Regions from separate parts of the Homo sapiens genome. Here region 1 is linked to region 2. The links are chromatin contacts, found by Hi-C or POLR2A ChIA-PET in ENCODE. All regions are on one chromosome and are shown on one strand. Each heading gives the region's core, a stretch centred on a gene start or an enhancer-like site at or near the end of the contact. The rest is flanking DNA. Distances are from core to core; before and after follow the strand shown.

Region 1 (7,530 bases), core at 2,622-5,121, 2.2 Mb after region 2:
TTCTTGAAGAAAATTAAAAGTGCTACTCCACTGAACACATGAGTGATAAGAATGCGAAACAGCCTTACTGCTGATAGATAGTAGTCTGGATAGAAGATCAAACCAGACACAAAATTCCTTGAGCCAAAGCCTAATCCAAAGCAAGGCCACAATTCTCCTCAATTCTGTGAAGGCTAGGAGAGGTGAGGAAACTGCAGAAGAAAATTTGGAAGCTAGCAGAGGTCGGTTCATGAGATTTAAGGTAAGAAGCTGTAGGCTGGGTGCAGTGGCTCACGCCTGTACTCCCAGCACTTTGGGAGGCCGAGGCGGGCAGATCAACTGAGGTCAGGAGTTTGAGACCAGCCCAACCAACATGGAGAAACATCGTCTCTACTAAAAATACAAAATTAGCTGGGCGTGGTGGTGCATGCCTGTAATCCCAGCTACTTGGGAGGCTGAGGCAGGAGAATCACTTGAACCTGGGAGGGCGAGTTTGCGGCGAGTTTGCGGCGAGCCGAGATGGCGCCATTGCACTCCAGCCTGGGCAACAAGAGCGAAACTCCGTCTCAAAAAAAGAAAAAAAGTTGTCTCTGTAATATAAACGTGCGCAGTGAAGCAGCAAGTGCGGATGTAGAAGCTGCAGCAAGTTATACAGAAGATTTGGCTAAGATCATTGATGCAGGTGGCTCCACTGAATAACAAATTTTCAATGTAGAGGAAATAGTTCTAGGTTGGAAGAGGAGCCATCTAGAACTTTCTTAGCTAAAGAGAAGAAGTCAATGCCTAGCTTCAAATCTTCAAAGGACAGGTTGACTCTCTTGTTAGGAGCTAACGCAGCTGGTGACTTGGAGTTGAAGCCAGTGTGCATTTGCCAGTCTGAAAATCCCGGAGCCCTTATGAATTATGCTGAATCTACTCTGCCTATGCTCTATAAATGGAACAACAAAGCCTAGATGACAGTATAACTGTTTATACTAGGGTTTACTGAATATCTTTTTTGTTTGTTTGTTTGTTTTTTTGAGGCAGGGTCTCACTCTGCCACCCATGCTGGAATGCGGTGACGTAATTATAGCTTACAGTAACCTCGAACTCTTGGGCTCCAGTGATCCTCCTGCCTCAGTCTCCTGAAGAGCTGGTATTACCAGCATATGCCGCCACAGCTGGCTAAGGTTTACTGCATACCTTAAGCCCACTTTTGAGACCTACTTCTAAGAAAAAAAGATTCCTTTCAAAATATTAATGCTCATTGATAATGCCCCTAGTCACCCACGAGCTCTGATGGAGATGTACAAGGAAATGAATGTTGTTTGGATGTCTGCTAACATAACATCCATTCTGTAGGCCATAGATCAAGGAATGATTTTGACTGTCAAGTCATTTTATTTACAAAATACATTTTGTGAGGTTACAGATGCCATAGATAGTGATTTTATGCTGGATCTGGGCAAAGTAAAATGGAAGCCTTCTGGAAAGAATTAACTCTTCTAGATGTCATTAAGAACATTTATGGCCGGGCACGGTGGCTCACGCCTGTAATCCCAGCACTTTGGGAGGCCAAGGCAGGCGGATCATGAGGTCAGGAGATCAAGACCATCCTGGCTAACATGGTGAAACCCCATCTCTACTAAAAATACAAAAAAATTAGCCGGGCATGGTGGTGGGCGCCTGTAGTCCCAGCTACTCAGGAGGCTGAGGCAGGAGAATGGCGTGAACCCAGGAGGCGGAGCTTGCAGTGAGCCGAGACCACGCCACTGCACTCCAGCCTGGGTGACAGAGTGAGACTCCATCTCCAAAAAAAAAAAAAAGAACATTTATGATTAATGGGAAGAGGTCACCATATCAACATTAACAGGAGTTGGGAAGAAATTAATTCCAACCCTCATGGATGACTTTGAGGGGTTCAAGACTTCACTCGTGGAAGTAACTGCAGATTTGGTGGAAACAGCAAGAGAACTAGAATTGGAAGTGAAGCCTGAATATGTGACTGAACTGCTGCAATCTCATGATCCAACTTGAATAGATGGGGAGTTTCTTCTTACGGATGAGCAAAGAGAGAGTGCTTTCTTGAGATGGAAGCTCCTCTTGGTGAAGATGCTGTGATCATTGCTGAAATAACAACAAAAGATTTAGAATATTCCATAAACTTTGTTGATAAGGCAGTGGCAAGATTTCAGAGAACTAACTTTGAAGGAAGTCCTGCTGTGGATGAAATGGTATCACACAGCATCACATGCTACAGAGAAATCTTTCATGAAAGGAAGTGTCCATCGATGCAGCATTGTTGTTTTATTTTAGGAAATTGCCACAGCCATCCCAACGTTTAGCAACCACCACCCTGATCAATCAGCAGCATGGAGGCAAGACCCTCCACCAGCAAAAAGATTATGATTTGCTGAAGATTCAGATGACCATGTTAAATTAAGTTTAGCATAAAGCTGCCTCCTTATGCATTTTAAGTTCAGACTAACAATTTATTTCTTTCTCTCTCTCCCTTTCTCTCCCTTCCTTTCCTTTCCCTTCCCTTCCCTTCCCCTCCCTTCCCCTCCCTTCCCCTTCCCTTCCCCTTCTCTTCCTTTCTTTCTTTTCTCTCTCTCTTTCTCTCTTTCTCTTTTTTTGAGACGGAGTCTTGCTCTGTTGCCCAGCCTGGAGTGCAGTGGCACGATCTCTACTCACTGCAACCTCTGCCTCCCAGCAGAGAGAATCAAGAGATTCTCCTGCCTCTACCTCCTGAGTAGCTGGGATTATAGGCTCGCGCCACCAAGCCCGGCTAATTTTTTGTATTTTTAGTAGAGACAGGGTTTCATCATGTTGGTCAGGCTGGTCTCGAACTCCTGACCCCAAATGATCTGCCCCCGCCCCCCCACCAAAGTGCTGGGATTATAGATGTGAGCCTTTGCACCTGGCCTAACAGTTTCTCCATACATAGTGAATTGTAGACAACTACAATTGTAAATGTGTAAAGAGACTGTAACCTTGTAACAAGTAGCGAGTCTCAGTCAATCACAGCAGCGGAGTTTTGGCCAATCACAGGTGGCCAACTGTTTAAACAGTGCTCAAAATAGTCAGAGGTTGAGTTGCAACCAATCCAGCTGTTTCCATACTTGACTGCAATTTCTGTAAGTCATTTTCCTTTTTCTGTCCATAAATGTTATTTGAACATATGGCAGCCCGAATCACTCTGAACCTATTTTGGTTCCAGGGATTACTGGATTTTGGACTCATTCTTTGGTCAATTCAACTCTGTAAAGTTTAATTTGTCTAAAGATTTTCTGGGCCGGATACAGTGGCTCACGCCTGTAATCCCAGCACTTTGGGAGGCTGAGGCGGGAGGATCGCTTGAGCCCAGGAGTTCGAGACCAGCCTGGCCAACATAGCGAGATCCCGTCTCTACCCACAAATAATTTAGCCAGGCGTGGTGGCGCGTGCCTGTAGTCTCAGCTACTGGGGTTCTTATTCCTCGTGGCAACACATTTTGGAGAGGGGGAGGTATTCCTGTCTTTGCTGGGTGGGAGAACGGCCAGTGGGCAAGGGAGGACGAAAATGAGAACTGTGACTGCCAGAGGGCACGTCAATTTTAGGAAGAGAACGTAAGAAAGTTGGGTTCTGTGGAGACTTGGCATATCCACGCCACCTGGAAAATCATCACGTGCCCTCCGGGGCAAGACCAAGGCCTCAAGTCACCCCTCGCAGCCCAGTGGACCTCCCGGCCATCCCTTTCACGGCTCCACAGCGACCGCGAGCCGTTGCCCCGGTGAGAACCCCCCGGCACTGTGCGCGCCCCCGCCTGCCGTGCGCGTCCGCTTCCCTGGGATCCGGCGCCGCGCGCGCCCCCGCCGCGTCCCCGCCCCTTCCGGCCCGGGAGATTTGATTCCCTTGGCGGGCGGAAGCGGCCACAACCCGGCGATCGAAAAGATTCTTAGGAACGCCGTACCAGCCGCGTCTCTCAGGACAGCAGGCCCCTGTCCTTCTGTCGGGCGCCGCTCAGCCGTGCCCTCCGCCCCTCAGGTCAGTTCTCCCGCCTGCCCGCCGCAGTCGCAGTTGATGGCTGGGGTCTGGGCTGTGCGGGGCGCAGCGGCCCAAACCCAGTTTGCTCCTGGCTCTCGGGAGACTGGAGGATTTCATCGGAGCCCCGCGCTTTACCAGCCCTGTTCCCTGGATAAGATATTTGACCTTTCCGACCCGCGGTTTTCTTCTCCGTAAGTGGGGATAATGACCGTGTCTACTTAACAGGGTTATTGAAGAGGTGTTCAGGCTAAGCGTTTGCCACCTAGGAGGCTGCGATAGACGTGAATTCCCATTTCCCGTTTCCAGTTTCCGTGACTCTTCCCCGCGAAAAAAGTTGACAGAAGGGTTTCGAGTTTTTTCTGTTTGTACAACTCAGTTTACTGGGGCAGTGCAATAAAAAAGGAGATGTGTTATCACTACCTTTTCAGAGTCCAAATCCATCCTCTCCTATCATCTCCCCAGAGTAGTGGCTTCAGAGGCTCACACTAAAAGGGGAATTTTTTTTCTTTTTCTTCAAGACGGAGTTTCGCTCTTGTTGCCCAGGCTGGAGTGCAATGGCGCGATCTCGGCTCACCGCAACCTCCGCCTCCCAAGTTCAAGCGATTCTTCTGCCTCAGCCTCCCGAGTAGCTGAGCTTACAGACATCCGCCACCACGCCCGGCTCATTTTTTGTATTTTTAGTAGAGACGGGGTTTCACCACGTTGGCCAGGCTGGTCTCCAGCTCGTGTCCTCAGGTGATCCGCCCGCCTTGGCCTCCCAGAGTGCTGGGATTACAGGCGTGAGCCACCACGCCCGGCCTAAAAGGGGAATTTTCACCGAATGCTGTATCAGTAATAGGAGCAGCAGGATTGCTCCCACCAAGAAACCTGGTGTAGGGTTGTGGGAGCTGGAAAGGGTAGACTCAGGGAAGGCTGCCCAAGAGAGGAATCAGGTCCCTAGCACTTAGGACGGGTAATTACCTTTGGTATTTCTCCTTTGTTAGTGGAATGAGGTGAGTATCAGGAGCCTGGATTGTTGTTTAGAGGCCAGTGTTCCTAACTTTGGTTTAAATTTTGGTTTCTGTTTCCCATGGAGTCTGGCTAGAAAATCAGAAAAATCAGAAAAGCCCTTACTGGGCCTTCGTGGGCTTGTTTCTCCCAAGGGTCTGTCCTTTCTGTGTAACTACTGTGGACCAACTAGATGGGCAGATCAATCCCAATGAGTGCCTCATTGTTGGTGCTCCCAGAAGCCTTTGCAAGGGAGCAGGGCAGGATGCTAATTAAATGTGTTACAGGCCACATTATAAACCATTCTGAGCCCGGCGTGGTGGCTCACGCTTGTAATCCCAGCACTTGGGGAGGCCGAGGTGGGCGGATCACTTGAGGCCAGGAGTTCTAGACCAGCCTGGCCAACATGGCGAAACCCCGTCTCTACTAAAAATACAAAAAAAAAAAAAAAAAAAAAAATTAACCGGGCATGGTGGCGCATGCCTGTAATCCCAGCAACTGGGGAGGCTGAGGCACGAGCATCTCTGGAACCCAGGAGGCGGAGGTTGCGGTGAGCCGAGATCTAGCTACTGCACTCCAGCCTAGGTGACAGAACGAGACCCTGTCTCAAGCAAATAAACAGACAAAACCCAAAAAACCATTCTGTATTCTACTTCCTGTTTGAAATTATCCTCAGCATCAGTGTCTTTCCAAGCTCTGTAGATAAGGTAAATGTATTTATGCGGCAAGTAATAGAATAGCCCAAATAATATTGTTAAAAAATGCCCCCAATTTGTTGCTATCCTTTAAAATTTAACCATAAACGTCTTCTCATTATCCCAATTCCTTGCTCTTCTGAGAAGTTAAAGACCCCAATTATAGGCCGGGCGCGGTGGCTCACGCCTGTAATCCCAGCACTTTGGGAGGCCGAGGCAGATGGATTGTGAGGTCAGGAGTTCAAGACCAGCCTGGCCAAGATGGTGAAACCCCATCTTTACTAAAAATACAAAAAATTAGCCGGGCGTGGTGGCGCACACCTGTAATCCCAGCTACTTGGGAGGCTGAGGCAGAATTGCTTGAACTCAGAGGGCGGAGGTTGCAGTGAGCCGAGATTACGCCACTGCACTCCAGCCTGGGCAAGAGAGCAAGACTCCGTCTCAAAAACAAAAACAAAAACAAAACCCAATTATATATACCCCCAATTCTTCTATTTATTTAGTCAAGCCCAGAAGGGCACTCAGGTGTCTGATTGGGGTCTAATTTCCTTCTTCATTATTCACAGTTGAGAGGCTGTCTTCCGCGTTGACTGATAATATACCTCCTTCAGCAGCTACAAAGTTGGGTTACTCTGTTCTCAAGGCTTTTCTGTATTCTATATTAACAAACTCTAGAGGATAAACAGGGCACATGAGAATATTTAGAACCAGCTCCACATTCACAAAGATTTACAAATCAAGTATAATCTGCTATTAGTGTAGGAGTTTGTAATGTAAGCACCAGTTTTCTCACATTGCAGCAACAACGATATTCCCTTGATTCAGTAGCTATAATCTAGGCCCACATTGGTATTACTCATCCAAAGACATGATGTAATTTGAGAGAAGCGGGTAGATAGAGAAAATGGAAGAAAGAAAGAAAAAAAAAAGTGCATGGCTTCAGTCTTACCTTAGTTGTTAAATAAACAACTTGCCCATCTCTGCTAGTTTTCCAGAGGCCATGACTGGGATGTTTATAACTCTTTTGGGAGAAGTCTATTAAGTTAATTATGACACTCTTAAATCCCTAATCTGGGAAGTGAATTCCAGCATCTTACAAATTGCTTTCTCTTTCTGAGTGACAATTTGAAATAGCCCAGTCCTTTGCATGGAATGTAAACATGTGCATTCAGATTTATAGTCCAGTGTTCCTCCATTTCCATTCTCCTGCTCTCTTTTTTCTTCTGTATCAGGATTCCAAAGATTTCTGAGCCTTAGGTTGACCTCTATACTTTTACTGTTTTTATTGCCTTTTGGAATTTCTTAGTCCTATGGTTCCTGTTTGTTTTTAGGATGAGGTTCCAGTTTATCCCCACATTTGCCCCACTGACAAATGCCCTTTAAAATATTTCTGAATTAGTGTTGCTGTTTAAAGTATTTAATCCTGTGCCTTCAGGTGCCCAGTGAGAATAAATTTGTCCTCTGTGATATCTCCTTGCCTTGAGTAACTTTTTCTACTCCAGTGGAAGCAGAATGTTTCATTTTCTATCAACAGTTTTCCCTCAGTACTGGGACCTGACCTTGCTTCTTCTAATGTTTGCCTACTGTGTTCATGCAGATTTCGTTAGGTTAAATGTTCAACCTACTTATTAAGTTGGGTCCAGTGTGATCTCTTCCTAGGAAATGGCTTAATATTGTTTATTTTATCAGAATGTCGTTTTGCATGTTATCTTTTTGTGTGCTATTTCTGCTTTGATGTTGAAGACTGAACCTTGTTTTTTAAAGCTGATTTAATTTTTTTCTTGAGTGTCGATATTTTTCCTTCTAAAGCTTCTGCTCTAGTTTTCTATTCATTGACCAAATTTTTTTTGTTTGTTTTTGAGCT
Region 2 (7,510 bases), core at 2,143-4,642:
GCAGTGGCATGATCTCAGCTCACTGCAATCTCTGCCTCTTGGGTTCAAGCGGGTCTCCTGCCTCAACCTCCCGAGTAGCTGGGATTAAAGGCGCACACCACCACACCTAGCTAATTTTTGTATTTTTGGTAGAGACAGGGTTTCACCATGTTGGTCAGGCTGGCTTCGAACTCATGACCTCAAGTGATCCACCTGCCTCAGCCTCCAGAAGTGCTGGCATTACAGGCGTGAGCCACCTCGCCCAGTCCCCCTTGAGACTTTTAACAGGGCGGTAGGCTAGCTTCCCTGTCCCCAGAGGGGGAGAGGAGGGAGGAAGGGAGAACAGCTCAGGGATGTGTTTTTATCCTGAGTCAAAAGCCTGATGAAGTCTGGAGATTGAAGAAGACACCCAAAGCCAGACTTAGTCCCAGGGCCTGGTTTGGAGGGAGGTAGAGTTGGGTTCAGACATTAGGGCCTGGGGCAGGAGCCTGGCATGGGGGGCCAGTTGTTTCTCACATCTGCTTCTCTTTGCCCTCAAACTCACCCTGCTCTCAGCCATCATCCATCACCAAATCCATTTCCATGCCTGCCTTCCTGCTTTGCTCCTGGCACCACATCTGTGGGCCAGCTACTTCCTCGCTCTGTTTCACCCACTGTCCTGTTTCTGTCATAGTTTGGGCACTGTCACTTCTCCCCTGTATTACCAAACGCTTCCCCCAACAGGCCTCTCTGACTCTAACTTCTTTCTCACCAGTGCCTTCTGATCACGGCAACCATAGTGATCTTTCTAAAGCACTTATCAAACCATATCTATCCCTAGCTTCGAGAGCTGCTCATTGCTTCCATGATGAAATTTAAAAGTGTTTGCTTTGCACTGGAGGCTCCAGGCATGATGTGTTCTCAGCTACCATTCTGATTCCATTTCCAGCCAAGCCTATCTTGTGATTACCAAGCTCGTTCCTTCCCCAACCTAAATCCTTTAGGCCACCTGCTTCAGGAGATTTCACCCACCTAGCTTGGCCCAGCGCACCTCCTCCACCTACCTGCTCTCCAGGGATCAGACACCCACCACTACCACTAACACACATAAACTCTGACACACTATATGCTAAATATCCAGATATGAGGCCATGCACGGTGCTCATGCCTGTAATCCTAGCACTTTGGGAGGCCAAGGAGGGCAGATCTCTTGAGCTCAGGAGTTTGAGACCAGCCTGGGCAACATGTTGAAACCCTGTCTCTACCAAAAATACAAAAAAAAAAAAAAATTAGCCAGGCATGGTGGTGTGCACCTGTAGTCCCAGCTACTTGGGGGGCTGAGGTGGGAGGGTCGCTTGAGCCCAGGAGGTCAAGGCTGCAGTGAGCCAAGATTGTGCCACTGCACTCCAGCCTAGGTGACAAAGTGAGACCCTATCTCAAAAAAAAAAAAAAAATACAGATATGACTACAGGGAAACACAGGCTCAGGGGAAGAGGTGTGTCCTACTCTGCCACTCAAGGCCACTGACCGTTCCTGTCCCAGGCTTCAGAGCAGAGTCCAACAAAGAAATAGCACCACCCAGGTGCACACACGGGCATACACACAGCCAGCCAGTTGGTTGCCCAACTGCTCCAGCTCGGGGGAAGAAGAGAAGGAGACTAGCAAACAGTAATTAGCCTCCTCCCAGATGCCAGTGTCTGTCTCTAAGTCCCCAGGGACTTCCAAGGAGATGCCGGAAATACTCAGGTTTTTCACCTCCCCCATGCAAGAATGCAAGGTGTGGAGCAGAATTTGATCCTAAATGTCAATACACAGCTCCTCCCATAGGCACTTCCCACACGGTGCTAGCTCAGGGCCTCATTCTCAGTGCCCTCTGCCCCCAGCTGCCTAAGCTTGTCAGCCCTAGCTGGTCTGGAACAGACTCTTATTCCCTTTCTCTCAGTCTACAATGACTTAGCTTTCCTCCCCATTCCTATATAGATACAGCTTAGAAAACACCTCCTGGAAAATGCAGCCAGTGGCCTTTAGGTGATGCCCTCAAGCTGAGCAGAACCCAAAGAAGGCTTTAGGTGGCTCAGATCACACCTGTGAGTTTATATTCATTCATTCAAGATAACCAAAGCCCTATTCTGGGCACCAAGGAAATAAGGAGAGAGAGGGTCAGTATCTGAAGAGGAGAGAGACTTCCTCATCCTCAAAACTTTCATATGAAGTCAGCCTATCTCATGAGCCCTGGAGGCAGGAAGAGGCCACCAAGGTGGATTCAAAAGCCCTTTCCGACAGTTATGTTTTGAGAATCTTAATTTTCTGGGATCTGAAGTTCTTTGATGAAAGACAGAAGCCCACAGGCCTGGGCACCCACCCACCCCAGGCACCATGATAGTGTCCCAAATGTCACCACAGCATCCAGTTCTATCAACAATGTGGAACAGCAGACATAGCTGCAGTGTCCATTTTACAGGTGAGGAAACGTGGCCCAAACAGAAAAAGGAACTTGTCTGAAGTTAGCCAGGTATCAAGGCTGCCTGGATCTAAAATCCCAGCCCAGCTCTCCACAGTGTAAGTTTTAGGAGATGGGAGATAATGATCTGACCTGGCTGCCTGAATGCAGTAGCAGAAAGGAGCCCTGGGGCTGAGCTGGTGGGACCAGCTTCCATCAGATGGACATGGCATGGTGAGGCCTGTCTTTCCAAGGGCTGGTGCTGCTGCTTGCTCCACGCGGACCACGAAGACCACGAGGGCAGCAAAGAGGGCAATTTTAATGGCATCTGGTACCGGGGCTTTGGGGGAGGAAGTCTGTGGTTCCGGTGTTAACAGTGGTGCCAGAGACCTCTGTAATCTGCCGCCTCCGCCAGGTGGAGTCTGGGCTCTGCCCCTGCTGAGCCTCTCCCCACCGGACACTCAACCTCAGCCTTGGCTGCCACAGCTAGTCTGGTCTGAGGGGGAGGGCCCCGCCCGACTCAACTGAGGGGAGGCCATTCCAAGTAGAATCGTTAGTTGGACACAGTTCCCGGGGGGATGGAAATGTCAAAGGCAACTCGATCCGGCCCATCTCCCTCTCCTGCCAGGCGACGGTATCCGCGGGGATCGAGTGACTGCCTACATAGCCTGGAATACTCCACAGCCGCCCTCCCTACCCCGCCCTGAAGGCTATACTGTCCGAAGGGGCCGACCGAGGTCAAGGGACCTGTCGCCCCGCGGGAATCGCGGCCGTGGGATGGGCCCAGGTGTTCAGGCTCGCTCCACCCATTCATCGGTGGGAGCGAAAGTTCAGGAATCGTGCTCCTTCAGCAGCCCCCCGCCCCCCACAGCCCTCCCGCTGGGCTCACCCATTGCAGTTACAGCCCGGCAGAAGCGGGGGTGAAAGAGCTTCCCGCCGATCCCCTGCGCTTGAACCAGAGTGAAGCTGCCGCCGCGCCGCGCGGGGCTCTGTCTGGCAGGGCACAGCCCCTCCTCGGGTCCCGCCCTGGGGTTCCTCGGCCACGCCCCAGTCATCCAGTCTCGTCTCGGGCCTCAGAGTCCAGCCCTGCCCTTGACGTTCGACCCCTCCTCCCAGGTTATCAGGCGGATCTGTGGCCCCGCCCCTCAGCCCCACCTTCCTCCCACCGCTCTGTGCTCTGCCCCTGGCATTTCAGGCTTGCTCAGTCCTGCGCCCCGCGGCTCCGACTCCCGCCGGCGGGCCCGCCCCTCCTGGGCCACTGCTAACCCGCAAGCGGGCGGGGCTCGGCCCCAGGCCTGCTGGGACATGTAGTTCTGCAGAAAGGAGCAGCTGCGGAAGGTTGGGGTTCTTGCACCTCTAGGCTAGGTTTGGAATGAGGATGAGAGGGAGAGAGCTGCAGGGTAAAGGAGCAGAGCTGGCCATTGGAATTCCTTCCTTCCCGGTTTGGACAGGTGGAGGCCATATCGGTATAACGCTCTCACAAGCCCTCAGCTTTCCATACGGAAAAGTGGTGGCGGAATTCCGCGAGTATCTCAGCTCCCAATGCAGGTGCTTCCAATCGAGGGCCCCACGGAGGGAGCTGTAGTTCCAACCCGCCGCGAGTCCAAGCTGTCGGTTCCCACCGGACCAAACCAGCGGTGTCCGAGGTCAGGGACTGAGAAGACCGGTTTCTGCTCGGTGTTTTGCAACGTCACCCGCCTCCCAGACCGCTACCCCCAGACTAGTTATTTATAGGGTCCAGCCCCTCCTCCTAAGTTACAGCCTTTAGTTAGAAATGCCCAAGCTGCGGGAAAGTGGGTGTGCCCCGCCATGCCCCTCTCCCCGGGGGCTGGGCAAGACTCTGAGGTTTCATTTCTTTTTTATTTTATTTTATTTTTATATTTATTTATTTTTGAGTTTCGTTCTTGTTGCCCAGGCTGGAGTACAATGGCACGATCTCAGCTCACTGCAAACTCCGCCTCCCGGGTTCAAGCAATTCTCCTGCCTCAGCCTCCCAAGTAGCTGGGATTACAGGCACGCACCACCGCGCCTGGCTAATTTTGTATTTTTAGTAGAGACAGAGTTTCACCATGTTGGTCAGGCTGGTCTCAAACTCCTGACCTCAGGTGATCTACCTGCCTCGGCCTCCCAAAGTGCTGGGATTACAAGTGTGGGCCACCGCGTCCGGTCTTTATTTTTTTGAGAGAGGGTCTCGCTCTGTCGCCCAGGCTGGAGTGCAGTGGCGTTAACATAGCTCACTGCAGCCTCAATGTCCTTGGTTCAAGCTATCCCCTCCCGCCTCAGGCTCCTGAGTAACTTGGACCACATGTGTGTGCCACCATACCCTGCTAATTTTTAAATTTTTTTGTAGAGAAGGGGTCTCTTTATGTTGCCCCAGCTGGTATCGAATTCCTGGGCTCAAGTGATCCTCCTGCCTCTGCCTCCCAAAGTGGTGAGATTACAGGTGTGAGCCTCTGCACCCAGCTGGTTTCATATCTATTTGATGCAGAAATAAAAATACTGAAGATCACAGAGATTTTAGAATGGCCCCTTCTCGCTCCCTGAGGGGCAGAGAAACAGGGCTTTGTTTTGCAACTTGAAATTTCTTTGTCATGAGACCCTCCAAAATTATGTTTTGACCAGTTGGACTTGGAATGGGGGACACACCTTGTGCAGCAAGGGTGTCTGAGCACAGAGAGGCTTTTGGGAGGCTGTGATGGGGACTCCTGGAAGCAGAGATCAAGAGCTTTGGGTGTAGGGATAGGTCTTTGACTGTGGAAGGAAGGATTCTGGGTCCTCTGATGAGTGGGAGGGCATCTAAGTTTGGGAGCATACTGAAGAAATGTTAGCTGGAGGGTCTTCGTGGGGTGGAAAGTAGATGGCTCCTGCCTGCATTGCAGGGTGGACCCATCCGTTTGGGCTCTGGGATTCAGGGGAGGAGGATAGCAGCTGGATATAAGGCTACTGTTCTGTGTCAGGAGGGCACTCAGGGATGTACTGAGATGATGGGGTTGGAAGGGCCCAGGGAAGGGTGACTTTGAGAAAAATTGCATCTCAGTTGAAGGGGTTTGATAGAGGCCTGAGTGACTGGCCCTTCACTTCCAGATCCTGCTGGGTAAGGACACAGGAGGCAGGCTTTGGGGTTGAAGAGTTTATTTATTGCTCTGCCCCCTTGGCACAGCAAGCCCAGGCTCTACCAGCAACGATAGTCGGGATAGGTCTCAGACACAAACTCAGGATGGATAACATAGTTGTTTCTCTGGGGACCACCAGACTTCTTGAAGTGACTTGTGTCCCATCTACAGGAAGAGATGGGTCAGCCGTTTTGGATCCTCATATGTCAAAGTGAATATCTGACTCCAGTTTGCAATGCTAACCTTATCCCTACACTTTGTCTATAGCACTGACCTTGGGTTCCAATACTGACCTCCTGACCTTAGGTTCTACTGTTAAGTTGCTGATACCCAATATTTCCTCCTTAACATCGACTTCTTACTCATTACTTCAAGCTCTGAACCAACGCCTTTGGCTGTAAGCCCACTGCCAACCTGTAACCCTTCAATACCGGCCTCCTAGCCCTCTCTTAAGGTCCTCTGTCCTTACCACCTTTGACTGCTCCATGCCACTAGCTCCCCCTCGTGGTATGTGCCTGTCAGTGCACCGCGGAGCGTTCTCATCCCGTCTACCAGACATCCTCCCCCAGCCCCGCCTCACCAAGCCTTCAGGGTGCGTGTGCAAATGAGTGTGTGCGCGTTAGACTTACCTAAGGTTCGGATATGGGTAGTATGACGGCGGGGGAGTTGTAACAGCACACTGCATTCCGGGCCGGTGCTCGTAGGGAGGTACACATCTGGAGAAGGAGGAAGCCGCGAGCATGGAGGGGTTGGGCCTTTTGACTCTCATCCCCCGATTTAGACCAAGCCCCTGGGCGGCGCTTCAGGTGTCCGTCCCAAGGCTCGGAAATCCTCCTCTCCTTCTTCCTCACCCTTCAAAACCCCCACTGCAGCACCGATTCGGGAACCCCCCTTGGAAGACTCCCTCCCGGCAAGGCCTCATTTCTGCCGTTGAGGAAAGAGCGCTGGACCCTGGGGAAGGTCGGGCTCCGGGCGTTGAGGACCTGGAACCACCGGATCCCCGCCACTGGACAGCAATTTCTCCAGCAGTAGGACGAGGCATCATTTCTGAGCTTCCTAGAGGCTCAGACACTTTCCCACTCCCCTATGCCCTTGAGAGGGATAAGACTCAGTCTTGCACAATGAATCAGGCTCTCTCGGCCTGGAGAGGGGCGGGGGATCACTATGGACCCCCACTGCACAGCTCTCTGGGCTACCGCGGACAAAGTTCTCCCAGGCTTGGCTGCCGCCGCGTGCAGGACGAATGCCGAGCTGCAGTCTGGGCTCCAGCTGTGCGCTCGGGCCTCAGTTTTCTTAGCAGTAACACGCGAGGGTGCCTACCTCCGCAGGTGGTGCGGGATCCGAGGAGGCCAGAGCCATTCTGGTAAAGTGGTCACCATTTCCCGGCTCACGTAGCCCCCAGGAATGACCGCACCCACTACCGACGGTGACGGGGGACCAGCAAGAGAGGACATTTTTCTGAGAACGCAGGGCACTCCACAGGCTAGAACCTGCGTCTCTAGGGCCAGGAGTCCAGGAAAGGGGGCAGGGCCAAGGAGATGGGGGAAGAGGATGCGACTGATGTGCGGGGTTTCTTCCTCAAAAACCCTCTGACGGGACCTCCAGAGCATATAGAGAGGCCAGGTTGACCTTGAGCCCAGTTTGAGAGGGACAGGGGTCGGGGACTTGGAGTAACCTTCGTGCTGGTTCTCCCGCCTCAGTTGTTAGTTCAGGCCTTGGAGCCCGAGGGCGGGACACGGCAGGGCCTCGAGAGCGTGCAGCGCGGGGCTAGAGCAGGCTGGGGGCCTGCACGGAAGCTGGCCGGGCTGGAAGGGGGCGGGGTTCTGGGGCGGGGCTTGTGTGGGGTGGAGCCCGGCTGAGGCGGGCGGAGCCCTGCGAACCTTACAGTCGGTTGCTCCCGGCACCAAGGCCGCAGGCGGCGGTCGGTGCAGGGCGCCCCGCTGGCGTAGTAGTCCATCCCGCGCAGACAGTAGTGGCGGCCCGAGCAAGCACTTTCGTA

The links. A loop is a pair of places that touch in the nucleus more often than their neighbours do. ChIA-PET counts read pairs that join two places held with the same protein, here RNA polymerase II (POLR2A). Pooled maps may share reads with other maps.
Region 1: a loop to region 2 is called in a pooled map, with 4 times the contacts of the local background. The contact joins the promoter of MELK here to the promoter of MYORG in region 2. A Hi-C loop is called at or near these places in 4 of 50 pooled maps. POLR2A ChIA-PET finds 5 or more read pairs at or near these places in 2 of 52 experiments (PC-9 and activated CD4-positive, alpha-beta T cell).

Annotation. Positions count from the first base shown.
Region 1 is chr9:36,569,024-36,576,553 of GRCh38, forward strand. MELK (maternal embryonic leucine zipper kinase) reads left to right here and starts at 3,872. Exons shown (of 18, transcript NM_014791.4): 1 at 3,872-3,984. RefSeq lists an enhancer at 2,591-3,090 and a silencer at 3,674-3,953.
Region 2 is chr9:34,373,506-34,381,015 of GRCh38, forward strand. It overlaps MYORG (myogenesis regulating glycosidase), which reads right to left and starts at 3,393. Exons shown (of 2, transcript NM_020702.5): 1 at 3,288-3,393. SPMIP6 (sperm microtubule inner protein 6) reads right to left here. Exons shown (of 7, transcript NM_032596.4): 5 at 7,397-7,510; 6 at 6,141-6,227; 7 at 5,514-5,676. The coding sequence ends at 6,141. LOC124902144 (a long non-coding RNA gene) reads left to right here and starts at 7,395. Exons shown (of 2, transcript XR_007061464.1): 1 at 7,395-7,510. RefSeq lists enhancers at 2,160-2,741, 2,742-3,322, 7,308-7,510 and a silencer at 3,368-3,757.